2 separate regions of the Homo sapiens genome follow, and region 1 is linked to region 2. The links are chromatin loops, found by intact Hi-C in ENCODE. Cell type or tissue: PC-9. All regions are shown on one strand. Links, peaks and the distances in the headings refer to the core of each region. The heading gives the core; the rest is flanking DNA. Region 1 overlaps VTI1B (vesicle transport through interaction with t-SNAREs 1B). Region 2 has its middle 14 kb from the start of PLEK2.

What was found. Hi-C counts contacts between places; a loop is a spot of excess contacts. Peaks named below come from ENCODE experiments on the same cell type or tissue, not always from the same donor. Only the 100,000 strongest peaks of a DNase experiment are listed, where the experiment ranks them.
Region 1: a loop joins it to region 2, with 12 times the contacts of the local background. A loop is called at or near these places in 27 of 110 quality-filtered maps.

What each region holds. Positions count from the first base shown.
Region 1 is chr14:67,652,894-67,665,417 of GRCh38, reverse strand. VTI1B (vesicle transport through interaction with t-SNAREs 1B) reads left to right here. Exons shown (of 6, transcript NM_006370.3): 2 at 2,883-2,941; 3 at 5,496-5,687; 4 at 8,829-9,002; 5 at 11,920-11,981. It also overlaps a transcript of GPHN not described here and the pseudogene RNA5SP386. Among named protein-coding and RNA genes, the nearest start is that of VTI1B, 15 kb to the left of the region's middle. In PC-9, for the core only: no CTCF peak of the experiment used is centred there; no DNase peak of the experiment used is centred there.
Region 2 is chr14:67,420,127-67,432,650 of GRCh38, reverse strand. It overlaps a transcript of GPHN not described here. Among named protein-coding and RNA genes, the nearest start is that of PLEK2, 14 kb to the right of the region's middle. In PC-9, for the core only: CTCF peaks have their summits at 5,133 and 5,345 (motif pointing left); DNase peaks (open chromatin) are centred at 3,730, 4,050 and 5,340; H3K27ac peaks cover 1,393 bases.

The DNA.
Region 1 (12,524 bases), core at 2,567-7,566, 230 kb before region 2:
CACCTGTAGTCTCAGTTACTTGGGAGGATGAGGCAGGAGAATTGCTTGAGCAGGTGGGAGGATTGCTTCAGCCTGGGAGGTCGAGGCTGCAGTGAGCCGTAATCATGCCACTTCACTCCAGCCTGAGTGAGACTGTCTCAAAAAAAAAAAAAAAAAAAGATATAACTGACATTAGATGCTGTTGTGATTAACAAAATGTAAATCCATATAAAGCATTACAGTGACATTACATCTTATGTAGGATTGGGTTCAAAAGTCAGGGCTTGGCCGGGTGCACTAGCTCACACCTGTTATCCCAGCACTTTGGGAGGCCGAGATGGGTGGACCACACAAGGCCAGCCTGGCCAACATGGTTAAACCCCCTCTCTACCAAAAAATAGAAAAATTATCTGGTTGTGGTGGTGCACTCCTGTAACCCCACCACTCAGGAGGCTGAGGCATGAGAATCACTTGAACCCAGGAGTTGGAGTTTGCAGTGAGCTGAGATGACGCCACGGCACTCCAGCCTGGGCAACAGAGTGAGACACAGTCTCAAAAAAAGCCAGGTCTTAAGATGAAAATCAGAGTAGACAAATCATCTAAGAAAATCTCAGGACAGCAACTGAATACCCACATGCCATTTCTCCATAAGCCCGGCTCATCTGTTCTCTTTTGCAGCGGAAAGGCTGAGGTGGATGGATCACTTGAGGTCAGGAGTTTGAGACCAGACTGGCCAACATGGCAAAACCCTGTCTTTATTAAAAATGTAAAAAAATTAGCCGGGCATGGTGGTGGGTGCCTGTAACCCCAGCTGCTCGGGAGGCTGAGGCAAGAGAATCGCTTGAACCTGGGAGGTGGAGGTTGCAGTGAACCGAGACCGAGCCACTGCACTCCAGCCTGGGAGACAGAGCAAGACTCTGTCTCAAGAAAAAAAAAAAAATTGCTCTTTAGTTGGTGGAAGTGCTGCTGGCTTGTGTTTAGGAGTCACATTGAAAAATACATAGCTTTAAAAGGCCATATCCCCATACGTGCAACAGCATAGATGAACCTTGACTTTGTGCTAAGTGAAATAAGCTAAACACAAAGGACAAATATTGTATGATTCCACTTAATGGTGTACCTGGAGTAGTGAAATTCATAGAATGGGGAGGTATTTGATGGGTACGGAATTTCAGTTTGAGAGGATAAACAAGTTCTGGAGAACAGTTAGTGGTGATGGCTCCACAACGGTGTGAATGTACCTAGCCACTAAGCTATACCCTCACAAATGGTCAAAATGGTAAATTTTATATTACATGTATTTTGCCAGCCTAGGTGACCAGTGAGACTCTGTCTTGAAACAAACAAACAAACATTGTAAATGATGGTAACTTTATGGTGATAAGTAGATTATGTGTAGATTTCCAGGGAGAACAGTCATTTGGATGTATAAATTTTTTTAAAAAATCAAGCTCCTCTTAAAAGGAGCTAATTTTTGCTTGTTAGATATAAGGGAATGACCTACTTCCTCATTTTGTAGTCAATGAAGGAGAATGTGAGGTCCCAAAGAAATGAAGGAAATTATCTAAGTTTACATGCTGAGGCAGGCCCGAACCTGGCACCAGAACCTCACCCCGCTGACTAACCAGAAAAGGTGCTTGTATGCCTTTCCCCCATACAAATGTTTACCAGGTGACAGCATTCTGGTACCACCTTCATAATTTTTGCCATCCGCAAGTATCATTATTACTGTCACTTACATTTTATTTATTTATTTATTTATTTTGAAATGGAGTCTCCCTCTGTCGCCCAGGCTGGAGTGCAGTGGCACAATCTTGGCTCACTGCAAGCTCCGCCTCCTGGGTTCACACCATTCTCCTGCCTCAGCCTCCTGAGTAGCTGGGAATACAGGCGCCCACCACCACACCAGGCTAATTTTTTGTATTTTTTAGTAGAGATGGGGTTTCACCGTGTTAGGCAGGATGGTCTCGATCTCCTGACCTCATGATCCGCCCGCCTCGGCCTCCCAAATTGCTGGGATTACAGGCGTGAGTCACCGTGCCCAGCCTTGTCACTTACATTTTCTTTATGTCAACTTATTTCATGTAAAATACATTTATTTAAAACAATGTTATTTAAAAATGAAACTTGCTATCATATTTTAGATGGAAAACCTGTAGTATAAACTATCAGAAAATACAATTAAGACAATACTGTTTTAGTTAGATGTTTGTTTTGAAGCTGAAGCCTGTTCTATTTTTGTTCAAAGGGGAGATTAGTAATTTTTAGGTATTAAAGATACACTCAACCAAAGGGACAGAATGGGAAAGGCTGAAAGGGGAATGAATAACGTTCTCATCGTTCAAGTCATTGCCGGTGCCACACCCAGAGAAAAACAAGCACCACACCAGACAGCCTCTCAGCAAGCCGAGTAGGTGGAATTTTTATTTTGCAGAAAAGTAGTGTACGAGTTAACATAGAAGTGGTTCACTGTGGGAGTGGTGAGGGGTTTCAGAGAGTCACTATTGGTAAACATTCTTTTTTTTTTTTTTTTTTTGAGACAGAGTCTTGCTCTATTGCCCAGGCTGGAGTGCAATGGCGCAATCTCGGCTCATTGCCACTTCCACCTCCTGGGTTCAAGCATTTCTCTACCTCTGCCTCCCAAGTAGCTGAGATTACAGGTGCCTGCCACCACGCCCGGCTAATTTTTGTATCGTTAGTAGAGATGGGGTTTCACCAGGTTGGCCAGGGTGGTCTTGAACTCCTGACCTTGTGATCCACCTGCCTTGGCCTCCCAAAGTGCTGGGATTACAGGCATGAGCCACCAGGCCCTGCCATAGGAAGCTTATTCGAAGCAGAGGGAATGGCCTTTACAAATGTGTGGAAACAGTAATAAGCATTTGAAACTTATCTATCTTTTCTAGAAGAAAAGAAGAAATTGATCAGGGATTTTGATGAAAAGCAACAGGAAGCAAATGAAACGGTGAGAACAAGGAACAAATTTTGTTTCTTCTACCTGGTGTTGGTCTTTTCCAGAAGTAATGCTATGAGCTGATCACAAATTAACTGTTCCTGTCCATTGATCTTGATTTTGACTATTTCTTACTAAATGAAGCCAGTTGATGGGGATGGTTGTTGAGGGGGTTTGGCAAACAAATGGGTGAAGCCTGAAGATGCTCCTGAAATGTGACTCTTTGGTAATATATTGCTGATGTGAGTAGTAAGGGCATTCTCATACTTTTACCCAAGCAGTCTTTTAAAATCTGTTGTTTTTTTTTTTGTTGTTGTTGTTGTTGTTTGTTTTGAGACAGAGTCTCGCTCTGTTGCCCAAGCTGGAGTGCAGTGGCACAGTCTCGGCTCACTGCAAGCTCCACCTCCCGGGTTCACACCATTCTCCTGCCTCAGCCTCCCAAGTAGCTGGGAATACAGGTGGGCGCCACCACACCTGGCTGTTTTTTTGTATTTTCAGTAGAGATGGGGTTTCACCGTGTTAGCCAGGATGGTCTCGATCTCCTGACCTCATGATCTGCCCGCCTCGGCCTCCCAAAGTACAGGGATTACAAGGCATGAGCCACCGTGCCTGGCCTAAAATCTGTTTTTAAGAGCTGGCCATTAAGATAGGTTACTGGTCAGTGCGGTGGCTCACGCTTGCAATCCCAACACTTTGAGATGCCAAGGTGGGAGGATCACTTGAGGCCAGAAGTTCAAGACCAGCCTGGGCGACATAGGGAGACCCCCCATCTCTACCAAACAAAAAAAAATTACCGAGGTTTGGTGGTGCATGCCTCTGGACCCAGCTACTCAGGAGGCTGAGGTGGGAGATCACTTCAGCCTGGGAGGTCAAGCATGTGGTTAGCCACAGTTGCACCACTGCACTCCAGTCTGGGTGACAGAGTGAGACCTGCCTCAAAAAAAAAAAAAAAAAAAAAAGGTTACTGTTCTTTGTTAAACCTACTGTCACAGAAAATGTAGTTTAGAGGTAATTCTAACCATGTCCCTTTCTGTCTTAAGAGACAACATAGGAGCTGGAGTTGGTACCTCAGGCAAGACATGCATGAGTCTCAGTTGGTACCCAAAGTTTGTCAGAAGTTGGTTCCGTTTACTGAACAGTTTAACAACTGCTTCTCTTCACCTGTGGCTTTTCTTTAAAAAAAAAAAACTTTTTTTTTTTTTTTTTTTTTGCTCTAGCCCTATAGAAGCAAGAGTCCTTTGACTCCATCTCATCATACTCTAGCTTCAGCAAACTCATTAAGATTGGGGCCAAAATTCTGGTCGCTGCTAGTACTCCGCAGAAATAGTTGGCCCTGTATTTGCTACCCGAGAGCAGATGGAGAAAAAATTCTCTTTTGGCCAGCGAACTTCCTTCTTGCTTGTTGAAGATCAGTGTTTCAATTTCCCACTTATCCCAATGAAGTTCTGAGAAGGAAGCACATCTGCATCCTTTTCTCTGTTTTGCATCTGTTTTAAGAAAGACCAGGCCACTAGACTGTGGGAACTATCTTCTTCCTAATGGGAGTACTGGGAGCTTTTCTTAATACCTGTGTACAGCTGGGCATATCCATGATACCTGTTTGTAGCCATTCTCCTGTTTCAGTTAATACCTTGGTAGCATTTTTAAAATCTTCTAGCTGCTACTGATTTGTTTGATGCTCAGATACTTGTTTTCTCCAAACTCAGCAAAAGTAATAATCCTATGCTGCCCATTCCAGGCAGATGAAAATAATTTAGGGCCTCTTGTGGATGTGTCCAGGTGTTACATTTTACTTACCCCAGAAAAATGGAAGTCTGATTCCCCTAAAGCAGACTGCTCTGGGTAGGCCCCTGTTCTCTCTGACATGGAGACAAACTTAATTGATTTTCAGAAAGAGGAGCAGGAGAAGGGAAGAACCCTGATGCCAGACCCCTATCATTTTTAATACAGTAGACTTCAAAGCACTTCTTGATGGCAATGTTCAATCATACCAGGCTAAAAACTTGGTATATTGAAGAGAGCTGAGAGAATTTGAAGATTTTGAATCCTGACTCCTTTTCTGTTTAATTTTTTATATATATATAGAGATGAGGTCTTGCTATGTTGCCCAGGCTGTGCTCAAGTGATCCTCCTGCCTCGGCTTCCCAAAGTGCCAGGATTACAGGTTTGAGCCACTGTGCCTGGCCCGGACTCCTTTTTGTGCGATCTTCAGAGGTTTCTTTAAGTCTTATATATGAAATGGAGCATTTCCTACCTTATTGATTTGTTGTGAGGATTAAATGGAGAATGTATATAAAAGTGTTTAGTAAGCTATAAAGTACTTCTGTTTTTCCATTCATTCATTCAGTTCATATACTCGAATGCCTGCTCTGTGCTTGCTGGGCACTATGCAAGGCATTCAGAATGAGGGGAACATGCCAGACATGGTCCCTGCCTCATGGAGCATATGGTTATTTACTTGGTGTAGTCCAAATAAATAAGTAGTTTGATTAGTCCAAACTAGGCATATTTCCAAATGAGTGAGGGAAGAACCAGGCTATCTGCTCACTACTTTCTGCCTTCCCAGCTGGCAGAGATGGAGGAGGAGCTACGTTATGCACCCCTGTCTTTCCGAAACCCCATGATGTCTAAGCTTCGAAACTACCGGAAGGACCTTGCTAAACTCCATCGGGAGGTGAGAAGCACACCTTTGACAGCCACACCTGGAGGCCGAGGAGACATGAAATATGGCATATATGCTGTAGAGAATGAGCATATGGTAAGTTTTAGCTGTTTTGTTTGTTTTTTTTTTCCTTTAAGGGCCTGTGGTACAAAAATTAACTATATTGTTGGGGTATTTCATGTTATCAGTGTATACTAGACTCTTGTTTCATTTTTTTCACCCTTATCCTCTTTTCTGCATCCAGTTCCTGTTACCCCTTGGTATCTGCTCTATTTAAGGCAGGCCTTTCGAACTATATGCATATTTAGATTTCTTTTTATCCTTAATATAATACAGTCTTATAATAAAAAAAAAACAGTGCTTTGTATGTAGTAGAATGTAAATGTTACCTATTCTTATTATCTGGATTCTGACTCATTGATCTAATTTCTTTTCTCCTTGATCTTTTTTATTCTCTCATATAAATTTTAGAATCACTTTCTCAGGTATGCCTGGAAAATTCAGTTAGGTTTCTAATTTATCAGAATATTGTTACAAAATCAATCCAAGCTTTCCTTTACCTTAATGTCAAGATGGCCCAGCAACTGAGATACAGTAGCCAATGCAGGGCGCTTCTCGAGAAGGAGCTTTTTATCATTTTATTCTGTGGTAATAGAAAGTGAGCAAGACTCCCTCTCTAGCTTTCAGGATTCTGATTTATAAAATTGGACTAATTGAACATCTGTATTCTGAAACCATCTAGAGCAGCTAGATCGTTAAAGGAATAAAACGTCTGAAAGATTAAATGTGCTGCATTTGGTCTGTCTTCCACAAACACAACACAAAGTAGAAATTCTCTGGCAAGTAGCATGGCAGAGAAATGGAAAGGGGCCCACCAGTGCAGACTGAAAGGCTCATACTACAATTTTAAACAAATCCTGTTTCACGATGCATCCTGATTATAGTTTAAGAGATATTCAGGATGATATTGGCTTGACATTGCTGATGCCAAAACTAGATCCCTTGAGAATGAAGTACTTAAAATTTTCAAATGGATGCGCGAGGGATTATCACAGATTAGAAGCTGACAGAAGATCACTTGTAAAGGGAGACTGGAAACAGGCAGGCAGGTGGAGCTGGTTAAAGTGGGAGTTGTAAAAGTGACTTTAGTCATGTTGCCAAAGTTGGGGAGGAAGTCCAAACAATTTTGCTTTAAAATTATGAGTTTCAGAAATTATTATTATTTTTTTTGAGACGGAGTCTCGCTCTGTCACCCAGGCTGGAGTGCAGTGGCGCAATCTCGGCTCACTGCAAGCTCCACCTCCCGGGTTCACTCCATTCTCCTGCCTCAGCCTCCCAAGTAGCTGGGACTACAGGCGCCCACCACCACGCCCGGCTAATTTTTTTTTGTACTTTTAGTAGAGACGGGGTTTCACCGTGTTAGCCAGGATGATCTCCATCTCCTGACCTTGTGATCCACCCGTCTCGGCCTCCCAAAGTGCTGGGATTACAGGCATGACCCACCACGCCTGGCGAGTTTCAGAAATTATTAAAACATAATTTAGGTATCCATACCTTCAGAAAAAGTATTGTTCCAAATCTGTCTGAAGTTCATTTATGTGATCTGATCTTTTCTTAGTCATTTTTTAGCCTACTCAGTTGAAAATCTGCATCTTTTATTTTGAAAACCTTTTTCCTTCTTCCTTTGCGCTAACCTAACTGGTTTTATTTGAACCTCATTCAGTGGTTTCCTCGTCTACTGGTCTGTATGCCATTTATTAAGTGAAAATGCTACAGAGCGCCGGGCACAGTGGCTTACGCCTGTAATCCCAGCACCTTGGGAGGCTGAGGCTGGTGGATCACCTGAGGTCAGGAGTTCGAGACCAGCCTGGCCAACATGGTGAAACCCTGTCTCTACTAAAAATACAAAAATTAGCTGGGCGTGGTGGCGGGTGCCTGTAATCCCAGTTACTTGGGAGGCTGAGGCAGCAGAATTGCTTGTGCCCGGGAGGCAGAGGCTGCAGTGAGCTGAGATCTTGCCACTCCACTCCAGCCCGGGCGACAGAGCGAGACTGTCTCAAAAAAAAAAAAAAAAAGAAAGAAAGAAAATGCTCCTTGCTACTTCTGTTCTGGGAGCCAATCTTTTGGCTCCTTGATGGTCCTACTGCCAGTGGTCACTTGCTCTGTACTAGGCCTCTGTGAGCTGGGTCCCTTTTGATTTTGGGTGTGTGTGTGTGTGTGTGTGTGTGCACGCGCGCGCGTGCTTTGAACAGCTAAGAACTTGGAGCTGCCTCCGTTTCTGTCAGTGGTTGTTAATTCTGGCCTGACAAGGCTACTTTTTTCTTCCTGCTGTCTGTATTTAGGATTACAGGTGGAGTAAAACTTCGGTGGGGATTTAGAAAATTAGGGCAGTTGAGAAATTAGGGCAGGTGGGGAAGCTTGCTCAAGCCCCAGATACTAATTTCCCTGAGACCAAATCACCCCCAGTGTGGCAGGCTCAAGGTTTTTTGTTTGACCTTAGGTGAAGTTCTTTCTGGGGCTCACCAAGAGGGTAACCACATACGTTTTTTCCAGAATGTGGTAGTGTCTCAGACTTCTACATGCTTTCTTTAGAAGCTGAAAAAGAAGAATGTAGTCATCTAGGCAATACCACTCTGAACCTGCCTGATCTCAGAAGCCAAGTGAGTCAGGCCAGGTTAGTACTTGGATGGGAGACCACCTGGAAATACCAGGTGCTGGAGGCTTAAAACGAAGAACAGAATAGCTTATTCATGGTCCGTCAATCCTCAGTACCAGTCTAGTGGGAATCTTCAGTGAATTAACCTTTTTCTAGGGCTGCAGAGTTTAGTTGGTTTGCCCATAGCACTATCGAAGTTACAGGCTATATGCATTATCAGGTAGCTCCCACATCTGGGCTGCCACCTTTCAGAAGTTGATAGTCCAGGAGGCACATGGACCAGTTCAGATTCATTACAAACACAGGGAAAGTGCTCCAGTATTTTTAATCCATCTTTCCTTGCCTCGCGTAAGTGTAAAAGGCAGTGGAGTGGGGGTATTGTGATCCTATTGATTGGATTTCAGGTCCTGCTTTAGTCTGTGACCTTGAAAAGAATCATTAGCTTCTTTGGTTCTGTCTTAAAAGGAATGAAAATTATTGCTCACTATATCCCTTCTAACATGGGGAAGGTGATGAGGAATATGCTGGCAATGAATTTATAATGGAAAAAGTCTAACATTTCTCTTCCATACTTCTTTCAGAATCGGCTACAGTCTCAAAGGGCAATGCTTCTGCAGGGCACTGAAAGCCTGAACCGGGCCACCCAAAGTATTGAACGTTCTCATCGGATTGCCACAGAGACTGACCAGATTGGCTCAGAAATCATAGAAGAGCTGGGGGAACAACGAGACCAGTTAGAACGTACCAAGAGTAGAGTAAGTCTGGGCAGACAGGGAAAGGGGCAAGTATGGGGTAATTAGGGGGCCACTGCACCTGGAAACCGTACTAAGGCCAAAAGCTACAGCAGTTCTGTATTCAGGGAATAGTCTTTTTTAAGTTCTTATGCTTTTCTCAATTTTTATTTATTAATTTTTTTTTTTTTTTTGAGATAGAGTCTCACTGTGTCACCCAGGCTGGAGTGCAGTGGCGTGATCTCCACTTGCTGCAACCTCCGCATCCTGGGTTCAAGCGATTCTCTTGCCTCAGCCTCCTGAGTAGCTGGGATTACAGGCATGCGCCACCATGCCTAGCTAATGTTTGTATTTTTAGTAGAGATGGGGTTTCGCCATGTTGGCCAGGCTGGTCTCGAACTCCTAACTTCAGGTGATCCACCTGCTCCGGCCTCCCAAAGTGCTAGGATTATAGGCGTGAGCCACTGTGCCCGGCCGCTTTGCTCAATTTTTAGTTTGCTTGGCTGAGAGATGTCCCTTAGAAGCAATTTTACCCCTAAGATTTAGACATCACTGGAAATTTTTGCTTCAGTGAGGGGAAAAAAAGATGGAAGGACCTGATTTCTACACTTACAAGATTACAGAAATTAATAAGGATAAAGTGGCTGCATTCTCTCTTTGGCAAGAGAAATAATATGTCAAAAGGCACTTAAGGATTCAAAGCTTCCAATCTGAGATTTTAATTTCTCACACATCTAATAGGGTATTCTGCTATTCTTACGAAAACATCATCTGCTTATATCCTGTTATTTAGAGCCAAGGCTGTTTTCCAGATTTCATAAAATAGTACCACAGTTTATAGATTTATAAATTATGCTTCAATCCTGGACTATAACCCTTTACTGTTATGTAAGTAAAAGTAAAAAAAAAAAAGTAATAGGGAAAAAAATGTCTAAGGATTATCCAGTAAGGTAAGCTGGATCATTGTGGAAAGAAAACAAATATTTAAATCAAATGATGACTATATCAGGGATCTCTAGTCTGCTGTCACTCTGAGAGCCTCAGAAAAATAACTCATTTATTTTTTCCTTTCCATAAATGAGTTAACCTACATAGGAATTTTTTAGTTTTTTAGAGACAGGGTCTTGCTCTGTCACCCAGGCTGGAGTGCAGCAGTGCAATTTTAACTTACTGTAGCTTCAAACTCCTGGGCTCAAGTGATCCTCATGTGTAGCTGCGATACAGGCATGTGCTACTGTGCCTGGCTAATTGTTTTAATTTTTTGTAAAAACGGGGTCTCATTATGTTGCCAAAGTTGCTCTCGAACTCCTGGGCTCAAGCAATCATTCCACCTTGGCCTCCCAAAGCGCTAGGATTACAGGCATGAGCCACTGTGCCCAGCTGGAATTTTTTTTTTTTTTTTTTTTTTTTTGAGATGGAGTCTTGCTCTGTCGCCCAGGCTGGAGTGCAGTGGCGCAATCTCGGCTCGCTGCAAGCTCCGCCTCCCAGGTTCATGCCATTCTCCTGCCTCGGCCTCCCGAGTAGCTGGGACTACAGGCGTCTGCCACCACACCCGGCTAATTTTTCGTATTTTTAGTAGAGACGGGGTTTCACCATTTTAGCAAGGATGGTCTCGATCTCTTAACCTCATGATCTGCCCGCCTCAGCCTCCCAAAGTGCTAGAATTATAAGCGTGAGCCACTGCGCCCGGGCAAAATTTTTTAATTGGTACAATTTACCAATGGAATGCTGTATTCTTAATAGCAGAAGGCAAATCAATTTGAAAAACATACTGTGGCCAAGATTTGGACAGGAAAATACTAGCTCAGTGTGAAGATTTGAGTAGATTTTCTTAATAGCTTCAGTTCTCCATTAAGTCAGAGTAATGCCCTGCCCTCTTCAGTGAAAATTCACAATAAAGTACTACATTCAAGGCAAGCTATGGAGAATGTAACTTGCTTACAGATTGTGTGGGTTTTGGTTTTTGAACATACCAGGTAGATTGGTTGAATTTAAAAGCCAAGGAGGCCGGGCTTACACCTGTAATTTTAGCACTTTGGGAGGCTGAGGTGGGAGGATGGCTTGAGCCTAGGAGTTTGAAACCAGCCTGGGCAACATAGCGAGACCTCATCTCTAGAGCGAGACCTCATCTCTATAGCGAGACCTCATCTCTACTAAAAATCAAAAAAAGGAGCAGGGTGTGGTGGCGTGCACCTGTGATCCCAGCTACTTGGGGACATGTGGGGTTATTGCTTGAGCCTGGGAGGTCGAGGCTGCAGTGAGCTGCGATTGCAGCACTGCACTCCAGCCTGAGTGACGGAGTGAGACCCTGTTTCAAATAAATAAAAGCCAAGGAACGAGCTGAGAGGTCAGCTTACCAAGGCCACTGGGGAATGGGAACAGATGGCAAGTAGCCATCTGCTGGAGGTGAAATATCCTCCAGCTGTCCAGATTAGTAGCAAGCAGTTGAAAGTTCCATGGAGGTTAATTCTTTTCACAGTTCAATGTAACTGTCTCTTAAGAGGGTAAAGAAAAAAACCAGATCCCAAAAGCAGTAACAGACCAGCCTACAAAAACAAATGCCAACTCAAGAGGCTGTCCTGGAATTTGGCTGATGAAATTCAAATCTTAAGTTGCTCTACAGTCACTGGCTGGCCAGTCTGCTGGCTACACTTGAAGCCTTCCCTTTTGGAGTAGCCACGGTAGAAGATTAGCTCAGTCTCAGGAGTCCATCCCCAGCAGCAACCTGGGAAGATGATTCTTAAGCCTACTTGATGAGTACTAAAATATCTTGTCCTTTCCAGGTTCTTCTACTTACACTCAAAGGCCATCATTTAAATTGGCTTGATTTCTTGGAATTTTTCAACATATATCCCTTAATGCCTACTGTTAATCTAGGGATATTCAATTGTACAGAGTATACTTTTTAAAGAGGGAAATAATCACTATTTTCTCTTCTCAGCTGGTAAACACAAGTGAAAACTTGAGCAAAAGTCGGAAGATTCTCCGTTCAATGTCCAGAAAGTAAGTTTTATTAAAGTCATGAAATTTCTCTTAACTCAGTGGCTTTCAACCAAAAAGCTTAAAATAGTGACTTACAAAGGTCCTCATAAAGCACCTCAGCAGTTGACGCATAGTCCCTGTATACTCAGTACCACCCAGCAGACCAGAATAAAGACGCTAAGGAATATGGTCTTGGATAATTAAATAACTCAGGATAAAATCATTTGTTAAAAGTATATACTGCTTTGACTTGGAGCAGTGAAAAATTTCTCCACTGAAAGGACATTTAATCACAGCTGATGTTCTTTAGAGAAGGCAACACATGGGAATAACAGCTTCCTATTCCTTGAAATATATTTATATAATCTCAGCCCCGTGCGGTGGCTCATGCCTGTAATCCCAGCACCTTGGGAGGCTGAAGCGGGCAGATCACAAGGTCAGGAGTTCAAGACCAGTCTGGCTCAAATGGTGAAACCCGTCTCTACTAAAAATACAAAAAAATTAGCCAGGCGTAGTGGCGGGCACTGTAATCCCAGCTACTCAGGAGGCTGAGACAGAATTGCT
Region 2 (12,524 bases), core at 3,129-8,128:
GCCCCACAGTTTGTGGCAATTTGTCATGGCAGCCCTAGAACACCAGGCTCTTCACATAGTCTGTCCTGAGAGCTTGCCCGCTGCTGACTTTTAAAGGTACGATGCTCTAAAACACAGAAGAGAGGTGTCCTTGTAAACGTGTCTCAGAGCAGAGAATGAACAGTCCATTCTGGAAGGTAAATACTCAAGACAGGAGATATTTTTCTGTTTCCTGACCAACTGCAAGTCTCTCTTTGCAGAAGGCGAACTATTTATGGCACATTCCAGGTTCTAAGAACCAGGGCTCGTTCGCCAAGGAAGGCAGTGTGGTGTAATTCAAAGGCTTCAGAAGTTGGGCTCTGACCACCAGGGTCTAAATCTTGGTCCTGCCATTCTTTAGATGCCTAACTCTGGGCAGATCATTTAACCTCTTGGAGCTGGATTTCCCATCTGTAAGTGGAGACAATAATGATTTAGGGCCAACATATCTTAGGGAGTTGTTGCTGGGATCCGACGAGATAATTTATGAGCACACATTCTTTAAGCTGGAAAGCACTGGGCAGATGTTACCAATTCATAGTGGCTGCCTGTGGGGCAGGAGAGACACACTTCTCACTATATTCCATTTTGTTCTATGTGACATTTTCATGTACATATTGAAAAGAATATGTTAAAAAATTTAAGGGTAATCACTGTGAGCGCAACATGAACACATTAAATAAAGATGTTTGCTTTTTATCCTATTAAAAGATTTTAATATGCAAAATGAAGAAGAAAAAGTAGATAAAATTGTGCTCCAGTTCCAAGCTCACCCAAAGATGACATCTAGAGTATGGGCACTGACTGCCCCCTGCGGAAACCTCTGTTCCCTTCCCCCACCCCAGTTTCCATGTGGGAGCTTCTGGGACACAACCCAGCTCACATTTCCCCAACCTTTTTTGCCGCTGTTTTGGTCTGCTGCTGCTGCTGCTGCTGTTGTTGAGTTGGGGTCTCACTCTGTCACCCCAGCTGGAGTGCAATGGTGGCATCTCAGCTCACTGCAGCCTGGACCTCCTGGGCTCAAGCGATCCTCCCACCTCAGCCTCCAGAGTAGCTGGGACCACAGATGTGTGCCACAACACTGGGCTAATTTTTAAAATGTTTTGGGTAGGGATGGGGTCTCATAATGTTGCCCAGGCTGGTCTCAAACTCCTGGGCTCAAGCGATTCTCCTACTTTGGCCTCCCAAAATGCTGGGATTACACTAAACCGTTTTTTTTTTTTTTTTTTTTTTTTTTTTTTGAGACAGAGTCTCACTCTGTCACCCAGGCTGGAGTGCAGTGGCGCGATCTCGGCTCACTGCAACCTCCGCCTCCCAGGTTCAAGCAATTCTCCTGCCTCAGCCTGCCGAGTAGCTGGGATACAGGCAAGCGCCACCATGCCCAGCTAATTTTTGTATTTTTAGTAGAGATGGGGTTTCACTATGTTGGTCAGGCTGGTCTCGAACTCCTGACCTCGTGATCCACCCGCCTCGGCCTCCCAAAGTGCTGGGATTACAGGCGTGAGCCACCACGCCCAGCCTATGCTGAACCCTTTTTATCTGCTCTTGTTAGCCCAGATTTGGTGAACTAGAATTAGCTGTTCATGCCTGCCATGGATTTCCCATGGTTTGATTTGTCTTTCTGAAATCTAGAGAGAATAGGGACTCTCCTGCCAGGTTGTTGGGGCACCTATAGGATTGTATGTAAACACAAAGGCGTATTTGGGAAGCTGGTGCCCCGATCCCCAGCCCTGCACACTTTGAGGCTTTATGCTCATACCAAAGTCACAGCAGGAAGGGACTGCTTTGATCACAGAATCCTCAGGGGATCAGAATGGGACGTTAAGCTTTGTGGTCCACTTAATGAGGAGCTCTCTGCCCCTTACTGATGAGCAGGCCCTCCAAAGTCCTGAGGTCTCTGGGCCTTTCATCAAGTCAATGTCCTGGGGCAGCGCCTGATATTGCACCGGTCACTCACTGCCCAGCCCCTCCACCAAGACTCCACTCCACAGGCCCCGTTGCCACCTGCCTCCTCCAGATCTTATCCCCGTGATGCCATTGACACCAGTTGATGTGACACTCCACTCGGTCACCACTCTGCCAGTTGAGAAAGCACTCCTGCTTCTTCTTTCCTTAGGATGGAGGGCTTATAGCAAAGTCACGTGAGCCCACGTGGGAAGGCTCTTTCTGCTTTACCATACAGCCCTCCCCTTGAGAGCACCCAGGCATTCCAGGGGACCAGGCGTGGGTCCGGCACAGGCTTGCACAGGAACAAGAGCCACCTTGTCCCCTAGGCCTGGATCCTTCCTAACTTACAGTGGGTATTTTTCCTCCCTAGGCCCGTATGTTATTCCCTATAATCTACCCTTCCCAGCCTGACTCTGTATAGATGAACCTGAGTATACAGGGTTCAAGCTCTGTCCCAGGGAAATCTGGGTCCATGTCATCCAAGCTCTGTGGTTTTGTGGAGGGGACTGGAATGTGTGATTGTGGCCTGTCTCCATGTCCCATCGTACCCGTGCCTCAGCTCCAACCAAGGCATAGCCAGGTTCGGGCTCCTCTCGCAGGAGTTTTATCAGAGTGCTTGTGATTCCCTTGTGTGCCTTAATCATTAAGAGCAGCGACTTTGGAGTCAAAGACAAACCTGGGTACCATCTGCTCCACAGTTTATGAGCCACGTGATCTTGAGGAAGTTACTTAATCTCTTGGAATCTCTTGGAATCTGTTTCTTCATTTGTAAAATGAGGAAGGTAACAGAGCTCTTAAAGCTGTTACTTGTAGCGCTGTTGAAAGAATTAACTGAGATAATGTATCTAAGTACCAGCTTGGTGCTGGTACTGTATCTGGCATGCGGTAAAACCTTAAGGAATGTTAGTTTTCATCATTTTTGTTGTTGTTGCTGTTTATTTGTTTGTTTTGAAACACAGTCTTGCTCTGTCACCCAGGCTGGAGTGCAATGGCGCAATCTCAACTCACTGCAAACTTTGCCTCTCAGGTTCAAGCAATTCTCCTGCCTCAGCCTCCTGAGTAGCTGGGATTACAGGTGCCTGCTATCACACCTTGCCAATTTTTGTATTTTTAGTAGAGATGGGGTTTCACTATGTTGGCCAGGCTGGTCTCAAACTCCTGACCTCAAAAGATCCACCTGTGGCCATGAGCCACTTTAGGAGGCCGAGGTGGGCGAATCATGAGGTCAGGAGTTTGAGACCAGCCTGACCAACATGGTGAAACCCCATCTCTACTAAAAATACAAAAATTGGCTGGGCGTGGTGGTGGGTGCCTGTAATCCTAGCTACTCAGGAGGCTGAGACAGGAGAATCGCTTGAACCCGGGAGCCGGATGTTGCAGTGAGCCAAGATCACGCCACTGCACGCCAGCCTGGGCGACAGTGTGAGACTCTGTCTCAAAAAAAAAAAAAAAAAATTGTCCACTTGCCTCAGCCTCCCAAAGTGCTGGGATTACAGGCATGAGCCACCACACTGGGCCTCATCATTGTTATTGTTATTAACACAATGATCCCATTTTAGTCATGGCTTCAGCCCAGCTGAGCTTTGTGAACTTGAGCAAGTTATTTAATCTCTGTGGGCTCTTATTTTGTATAAAACAAGAGAATACGGGTCTTGAGCCTTCACATTCCTTCTAACTCTGTGATCCTGCTCTCATTTGACTCTAATGGGAAAATTCCATCTTTAAAGGAGACCAACACCAGCTAATCAGATGAGGTGGCTGACTGCTTACAGAGCGTGATAAGAGAGGCTGCACAAAGTTCACCTGGCTCCTCCAAACCAACGCCTGCTTCTCTCTCCAGCAGGCCCCCTACAGCCCAGGGCAGCAGTGGGGAGAGCTTCAGGAGCAGCCGGCAGATGATAACTAATACTAAAGGAAGGAGGCCAGGCCCTCAAGCCTGAGGTTGGAAGGAAGGGGCAGCGTTGAGTAGGGTGAGGGTCTGGCCTTGAGTTCTGGTGAGGGAATAGCTGGTGAGGACAGACTGACAATGCAGTTTCACCCGCTCTCTGCAGAGGCAGTGTGTGTGCTGGTGAGAAACCTGGCCGATGAGTCAGATGGCCTGAGTTGGAATCTTGGCTCTTCCACGTACCAGCTGTGTGACTTGGACAAAGTACTTAACTTTTCTGGGCCTCAAATTCCTCCTTTGTGAAACAAGGTAATGCAATGGTAAGAGTTCTCCCCTACTGTGTAGTGAAGATTAAATATGTACAAGCACTTGGAAAAGTGCTAGGCACATAAGTGCTCTAAGTGTTAGCTGTGAATATTATTCCAATCTTGGGGAGCAGGATAGAGCTTTGGGCTAGTGCACCGAGGGCGTCCTTGCATGTGGGTGTGGGTGGGTCCTCTGCTGCTGCACTGGAAGCAGTCAGAGGTGTGCCCAGCTGACCATGGGGGTCTGGGCATAGGTGGAGGCTAAAAAGGCATTGTCAGCTGGGCACGGTGGCTCATGCCTGTAATTCCAGCACTTTGGGAGGCTGAGGCGGGTGGGTCGCTTGAGGTCAGGTGTTTGACACCAGCCTGTCTAACATGGCAAAACCCCGTATCTACTAAAATACAAAAATTAGCTGGGTGTGGTGGCGGGTGCCTAATCCCAGCTACTCAGGAGGCTGAGGCAGGAGAATCGCTTGAACCCGGGAGGCAGAGGTTGCAGTGAGCCAGAATCGTGCCACTGTACTCCAGCCTGGGCAGCAGAGTGAGACTTTGTCTCAAAAAAAAAAAAAAGGGCATTGTCGAGCTCCTGTAAAACATCCTGGGTGTCTCGGAAATGTGTGCGAGAGGCTTTTGGGGATGGTCTCATGACAGTGCCAGAACATGCTAGAAAAGCACGGTGCCTTACAGTTACTATCACCCCCAGTGCAGGGGGGCCTGAGGAGACTAAGCTTACACACCCTTAAAAGAAACCAAATCTCCTAAGTATGAGTGTCCCCGAAAGGGCTAAAAACTAAATCGTTGTCTGCCATTATTAGCTCCTTAGCGTAAATGAGTTTCTCAGAGTAGGTGGTATTTAGTAGAGCCCTGGGAATAAGAACTGAAAATGAATGGCGACGGTAAGTCTTAAGACGGAGCTCTCGTGGGAAGCCGGTGGGTAGAGCCCTGGGCCGCCGACCTGGGGTTCCACCTGAGTGTGTTCGCGGCAGGGTGTTGGGATTCCAGAGAACAACGACGGAAGCCCCTGACAAAGGTGGCCTGCTTCAACTTCGCGTTGGAACCCAGGGCCCGCCGAAGGCCGCATTTCCACGGCCACAGCCAGCCAGAGCTGCCCTCTCATACCCTCTCCGTTTGTAGACCAAGGGCCCTTCCCTGCCCGAGACCTTCTCAACTATGCGGGACTCGGTCACCCTCTAGTGGCAACTGGGCAGAAGTTTTTCTCTTAAAATTGTCGACAACAGGATGATTTTATAATGGCATTTGGATAGTGCTTTACAGTTAACGGGACTGTCACAAATATTACAGTGTAGCTTTTCTACTGGAGTACGCCACCCACATCCCCATAGTCATCAGCCGCCTGAAGCATCCCTCCCTCCCCCGCGTGACACAATACACTCTGGCTACCTCCAATCCCTCCCTCCCCCGCGCGACACAATACACTCTAGCTACCTCCAACACTCCAGCTTTCCCATTGCTTTGGCTCATCTAGTTTTTCCCAGTGGGCAGAGGGAAGAGTCCTGGAGCCTGCGGAGGCCTGGGGAGGACTAGGTGACTTCTGACTCCTCTGCCCCTGAGCTATAAGCCCTAGGAATCTGCAGACGTTGTCTCTTAAAACTGGACATTAGGCCAGGCACCGTGGCTCACGCCTGTAATCCCAGCACTTTGCAAGGCCGAGCTGAGTGGATCACCTGAGGTCAGGAGTTCGAAACCAGCCTGCCCAACATGGAGAAACCCCGTCTGCACTGAAAATACAAAATTAGCCGGGCATGGTGGCACATGCCTGTAGTCCCAGCTACTTGGAAGGCTAAGGCAGGAGAATCGCTTGAATCCAGGAGGCGGAGGTTGCGGTGAGCCAAGATCACGCCATTACACTCCAGCCTGGGCAACAAGAGTGAAACTCTGTCTCAAAAAAAACAAAACAAAACCAAAAAAATAGACATTATCCACACTGTCCCCCGAACCCGGCAGCCTACCATTTCACAGTCTGCTGCTGCTGAAGGCAATCGCACCGGCCACTTGTGTTTTAAGGGGCACACACTGACTGTGCCAACAGCGAAGAGGCAGCAGATAGTGAAACTCCCACAGGGCACATGACAGCTGTTCTCCTACTTTCAAAGGTTTCACAGCCATGGTCCCAGGGCTTTGATTCTTAACTCCCTTGCTGAGATCACCATTGAAAACCCCAAGGGTGAAGCTCAAACCCTCTACCCTCCTCAGCAACTACCCAACTCAGCCCAGAGATCCTGTCGGACCACACAATAGTCTCCTTTGTGTGGGGAATCTTTTCGAGACTGTTGTTCTGCTTGTCTCTCCGCAGGAAAAGGTAATCTGAGAGTCATACTGAATATTTTAAATGTTAGATACTGGGTGTGTTTTGGGTTTTGATGTGTTTAGTAAACCACTCAGAGATGTTTTGTTTCAGGCAGGATAAGCCGGTTATTAAATTTTTTCATTGGCCAGGCATGGTGGCTCATGCCTGTAATCCCAGCACTTTGGGAGGCTGAGGCAGGAGGATCACTTGAGCCCAGGAGTTCCAGACCAATCGGCAATATAGCAAGACCCTGTCTCCACCAAAAAAAAAAATTTTTTTTTTGAGACAAGATGTGGGGTGTGGGGCAGGGAGGGAGCCCACAGGATCAGGCTGGCTCTCAGGATACTATCAGATCAGCAGAGACACGCCCACCGCTGTGGTTCTACCCTGTGTCTGGAAGTGGGTTCTCCTGTGGTCCTATTCCAGCTCCTGTCCATCAGAGCAGGTCCAGTTCCCCTGTGTTGTTGCTCCCTGAGGCTGGTCCCTGGGAGGCAGGGCTCCCCTCTCATTGCCTTAATTCTTCCCAGTCCCTTTTCGAAAGGAAGGACCTCATCCCAACTGGTTCACCTGCTTTGTCTTGCCGGGAGAAACAGTTTAGCTCATACTAAGAATGAAAACTTTTTGTTTGTTTGCTTTGTTTTTTGGTTTGGTTTTAGAGACTCTGTTGCCCAGGCTGGAATGCAGTGCTGGTATCTCAGCTCACTGCAACCTCCACCTTCTGGGCTCAAGCAATCCTCACACCTCAGCCTCTGGAGTAGCTGGGACTATAGGCGTGTGCCACCACACCGGGCTAATTTTTTGTAGAGATGGAGTTTCATCATGTTGCCCAGACTGGTCTTGAACTCCTGACCTCAAGTGATTCTCCCGCCTTGGCCTCCCAAAGTGTTGGGATTATAGGCATGAGCCACTGTACCTGGCCTACAAAAATTTTTAAAAATTAGGCAGGCATGGTGGTGTGTGCCTGTAGTCCTAGCTGCTCAGGAAGCTGAGGCAGGAGGATCACTTGAGCCCAGAGTTTGAGGCTGTAGTGAGCTGTGATCACAGCACTGCATTCCAGCCTGGGCAACAGAGTGAGACCCTGTCTCTAAAACCAAACCAAAACAAAGCAAACAAACAAAAAATTTTCATTCCTAGTATGAGCTAAACTTTGTTTCTCCCGGAAAGATAAAGCAGGTGAACCAGTTGGAATGATGTCCTTCCTATCCAAAGGGGACTGAGAAGAATTAAGACAATGAGAAGGGAGCCCTGCCTCCCAGGGACCAGCCTTGGGGAGGAAGGAACTGAGGGAAACTGGGTCTGCTCTGATTGACAAGAGCTAGAATAGGACCACAAGAGAGCCCACTTCCAGACACAGGGTAGAAGCATAGCCGTGGGCATGTCTGTGCTGATCTGAAGGGGCTCTGGGGGCAGCCCAATCCTGTGGGCTTCCTCCCCACCCCACACCCAGTGGAAGTCTCAGCAGGACCCTGCTCAGACAGGTCATGACCCAAGACCAGGGAGAATGCCGGATGCTGAGACTGGGACCATAGGAAGGAAGACTAGGGGTGGGCAGGGGCTTGGATCTGCTTCCTTTTTTTTTTTTTTTTTTTTAAACAGCGTCTTTTTCTGTCATCCAACCTGGAGTGCAGTGGCACAATCTTGGCTCACTGCAGCTTCAACTTTCCAGGCTCAAGCACTCCCCCCACCTCAGCCTCCCAAGTAGCTGGGACTACAAGCACACACCTGTATTTTTCATAGAGATGGGGTTTCATCATGTTGTCCAGGCTGGTCTTGAACTCTTGAGTTTAAGTGATCTGCCTGCCTCAGCTTCCCAGAGTGCTAGGACTGTAGGCTTGAATCACTGTGCCTGGCACACTTCATTCTTTCTTAATCACCCCCAATATTTTAGCTTCTCCTCTCCCCTTTTTATTTTTAATTTTATTTATTTATTTATTTATTTATTTTTGAGACAGAGTTTTTTGCTCTTGTTGCCCAGGCTGGAGTGCAATGGCATGATCTCAGCTCACCACAAACTCCGTCTCCCGGGTTCAAGTGATTCTCCTGCCTCAGCCTCCTGAGTAGCTGGGATTACAGGCACCTGCCACCAGGCTTGGCTAATTTTTTTGTATTTTTAGTAGAAATGGGGTTTCTCCATGTTGGTCAGGCTGGTCTTGAACTCCCGACCTCAGGTGATCTGCCTGCCTTGGCCTCCCAAAGTGCTGGGATTACAGGCATGAGCCACTGCACCCAGCCTCCTCCCTACTTTTTAAAAAAGTGCCTGGTGTTAAGCATTCAATTCCATTAGACCATATGGGTGGGAAAAAGGAAGTGGATTTAAAAGTCTTTCGTTCCTCCAACTATTCCAGGAGCCATCAGTAACACCCACCCCAGGGCTCACTTGCACTTGGACACTTCTGGATATTGTGACAGCCACACACTCACCTTGCTGGGAGGAAACAATGCCCAGTGAGATGGAAGAAATATTATGAAGCCTAAAGGAAGAAGCTGTGTTGGCATAAACCTCAGGCTCTACACCCTTCCTTTCCTCTCTGCGGTTCTCTCCAGACTGTGCCAAGGTTTGCCGCAACCCTCTCCCACCTTTTCTCAGACTTACCACTTCCCCTTTCCTATGCTATGAGCACCCTGATGCCCACTTTCCCTTTGAGTTCCCTGGTTCTAGCAAAGGACCCCTCCCCTCCCTCACCTGTGGTCCCTCCCCACCTTTCACTCTTGGCCCCCTTCAGAGCCCCCTCTTCTGTCAACACTGTGGGTGCCTAGACTGTGCCAGGGACTGGGGAAGCAGAGTCCTAAAATACAGTTTCTGTTCATGAAGAAGCTGGCTGTGGAGGGTGGAGGTGAGGCATGTTCACAGGTAAAAAATAATTACAAAATTATGTCATGAGTACTCTCTTAGAGGTCACTACAGACAGTCACTTAATTTTAAAAATTCAATCTTGCAAACAAATGCCCTCCCCCAACCCCTTTTTGGCCCTTTCTGCTGGACACAGTTTTGAGAGAATGTTTGTTGCTGTAGCAGAAGACACTGATGATGACAGGGCAGAAAGGGGGAAAACCGGCCACCGCTCGGTGGCTCACCCCTGTAATCCCAGCACTTTGGGAGGCTGAGGCAGGCAGATCACCTAAGGTTGGGAGTTTGAGACCAGCCTGAACAACATGAAGAAACCCGTCTCTACTAAAAAAAATAAAAAATTAGCCGGGCATGGTGGCGCATGCCTGTAATCCCAGCTACTCGGGAGGCTGAGGCAGGATAATCGCTTGAACCTGGGAGGCGGAGGTTGCAGTGAGCCAAGATTGCACCATTGTACTCCAGCCTGGGCAACAAGAGCAAAACTCCATCTCAAAAAAAAAAAAAAAAAAAAAAGATGGGGAAAGCCTAGGTTTTGATGGCAGCACTGAGCCATTGCATCTACTCTGGAATCGCCTACTCATTAAGTAACTAACAACATCTGTGTTGGGTTTAAGCCACTGCTGGTTGACTTTTCAGTTACTTGCAGCCCGAAGCATTCTAACTGATATGCATTTTCTTCCATGTATGAGAGAAGAAGTTAGGGGTGAACTGGGATGCACAAATTACAGTACTGCTGATCAGTCTGGGCAGGCCCAACTTCTTTGTGGAAAGGAATAGAAAGATCTGTGGTGGACAGGCCTCCTCTACCTTTATTCATTTAACTTATTCAGCCCATGTTTATGGCATAGCACCCATGTGCCAGGCATCACGGTGAGTTGCGTGGCTAAAATCAAGAGCAAATTCACACAGAGTGTATTACACTCACAGGTCCTCGGCCATATGCTAGCTGTGTAAGACATGGCATACCACACGGGGGAAGACACCAGGGTGGTCAGGGGGCAGAAGACAGGAGCCAGGGGAAAGCGTTAGGTCAGAGCCTTTATTGGGGCTTTCAAGGGGAAGGCAAGGCAGGACAAGGTGAACAGTTTTGGACTGGCTAGTTTGAATGTTATGGAGGGTGCTCTAAGCTATAGGAGTGGTCCCTAGTTGCCTGATACCTTGCCCTGGGATGATTAAGATGAGGAATATTGTCTCCCTGGGTGTATAGGCCAGATGGTGAAGGATTGGTTAGTTTGTACATCAAAAGCATGCTCTCAGCTGAGCCCTTGCTATTTCTAGGAACTGGCTAGGCCCTGAGAGAGGCAATCTCTCCCCAGCTAGAGGGTATTCTAAGATGTCAAAACATTGCAACATTCATGACTGACCGGATACCAGTCAGATGCCATTTATCCTTATTTTAAGCACCATCCTAATAACTCAGGTTATTTGTCTATCAGACTGCCAGCAATTTATGGAGTAGCTGCGGGAGATGGACAGCCTAACAGCAATGAGAAGTGGCAGTGGAGATAAGGGCAGAGATAGCAAAACTAGGGAAAGCAGACCGAGAACCCGCAAAGCACAATAGCCTAGGTCCATTTCAGAGGCAAAGTGTTGGAGGGCCCCTCTGCAGTTTCCACGTAATTCCATGCTCTTACCAATGGCTCCGAATGCACATCTCTAGAAGCCCAACAGGTGAGTTAATGGCTAGGATCGTTCCTATAGGCCCTCCTTCATTCATCCATCCAGACAGGCTCACACTCTCTTTGGTATTTCTGAGCGATGGTGGTAGTGTTATCTTGCTGCCGTCATCACTTTTTCTTTTTGTCCATTGAGGAGATGGCCCAGAAGGAGGAGCCCTGGCCTGGGTGTCTGGTGGCCTGAGCTTGGCCTCCACAAGTCACCCCATTCACCCAACCTTTATTCTTCAAACTCCTGCTGTGGGGCTCAACTTCCTCCCCTGTAAAGTGGAGGTCGGTCCACATAAGCTCAGTCTGACAATCCCGATGTTCAAGGAGAGGCTGTTCTGGGCTAGGCAATCATGATCAGGGACATTTTCATGGATTTACCATGCCCAGGTGCTTTCTAAGTGCTTTACATGGTTAACTTTGTTGAGTCTTCCAACCCTCTGAGGCTTAGGCAGTTGCATAGGGTCCCCTGCAATTTGAAAGGCCCTGTGCCTGTTTTCATTCTCTACTGTCAAGGTCTTAAAATTCATACTAATTTTGAACCAAGGGCTTGGCATTTTCCTTTTGCACCAGGACTAAAAAATTATGTGATCAGTCCTGGGTTCAGTTCCTTTTAGAGGAACTGAGTAACTTGCCCAAGGTCAACTAACTCCCTGCCACTCAAGATGTGGTCCCTGACCAACTGCATCCTCATCTCAGAGCTTGATAGAAATGCAGATTCTCAGGCCTGACAGAATCAGATCTGTACTTTACCAAGATCAGATCCAGAGCCTGCTCTCTCAATCATTGTTTGCTATTTTCTTCCATTTCTGCATTTATTGGAAACATATTCTCAATTGCACAGGAAAAGACCTCAATTTGGGATCTTTAATTAGAGATGATTTGCCTTCACCCTACTGTGAAAGGTGAGTTTCTAAGGGCCCCAACTTGCAGGACAGTGTGGGTGGGTGCCCCACAGGTGGTCAGAAGTGCCAGCTAATTGAGACATCTACCCTCCTGAAATGTTGCACACTAGGTTCCTCACTTGAGAGTCTCGGCGCTGGCAAGGGTGGGATGCCTCAATTAGCTGGCTCTTCTGACTACCTATGGGCTGTCCTGAGATTTAGGGCCTTTAGAAGTGCCAGGCTTCCGGTCTCGGGAATTTCTGATTAGGGCAGTTTCTCTACAGGGAACTCCAGAAAGGAGCGTGATTGGTCAAAATCAGAATTCAATCCTTCCACCATCTCTTCCCATCATTAACCTCAGGAAGTCTGCAGTCACCTGCTACCGGTCACACGTCCCTTCGTTCACAGCTCTGCCTTGGATATTGTTAGGGCTGGCGTCACCCCTCTTTTAATCCCCCTAGCAAACTGCTCCACCTAGCGGCGGGCAGCATCTCCCAGAGGCGGAGCTGGGTGTATGGAGACAGGGGGCCTCTTCAATGCCAGCCTCAGAGGAGAGGTGGGAGGCCAGGATGGAGTCTGGCCAGTCACATCACCTGGGAGTGGCAGAGACTTTCTGGGCAGTGCCTGCCTGGCACCTGGCTTCAGCTGGGACTTTCAGAGGGCAT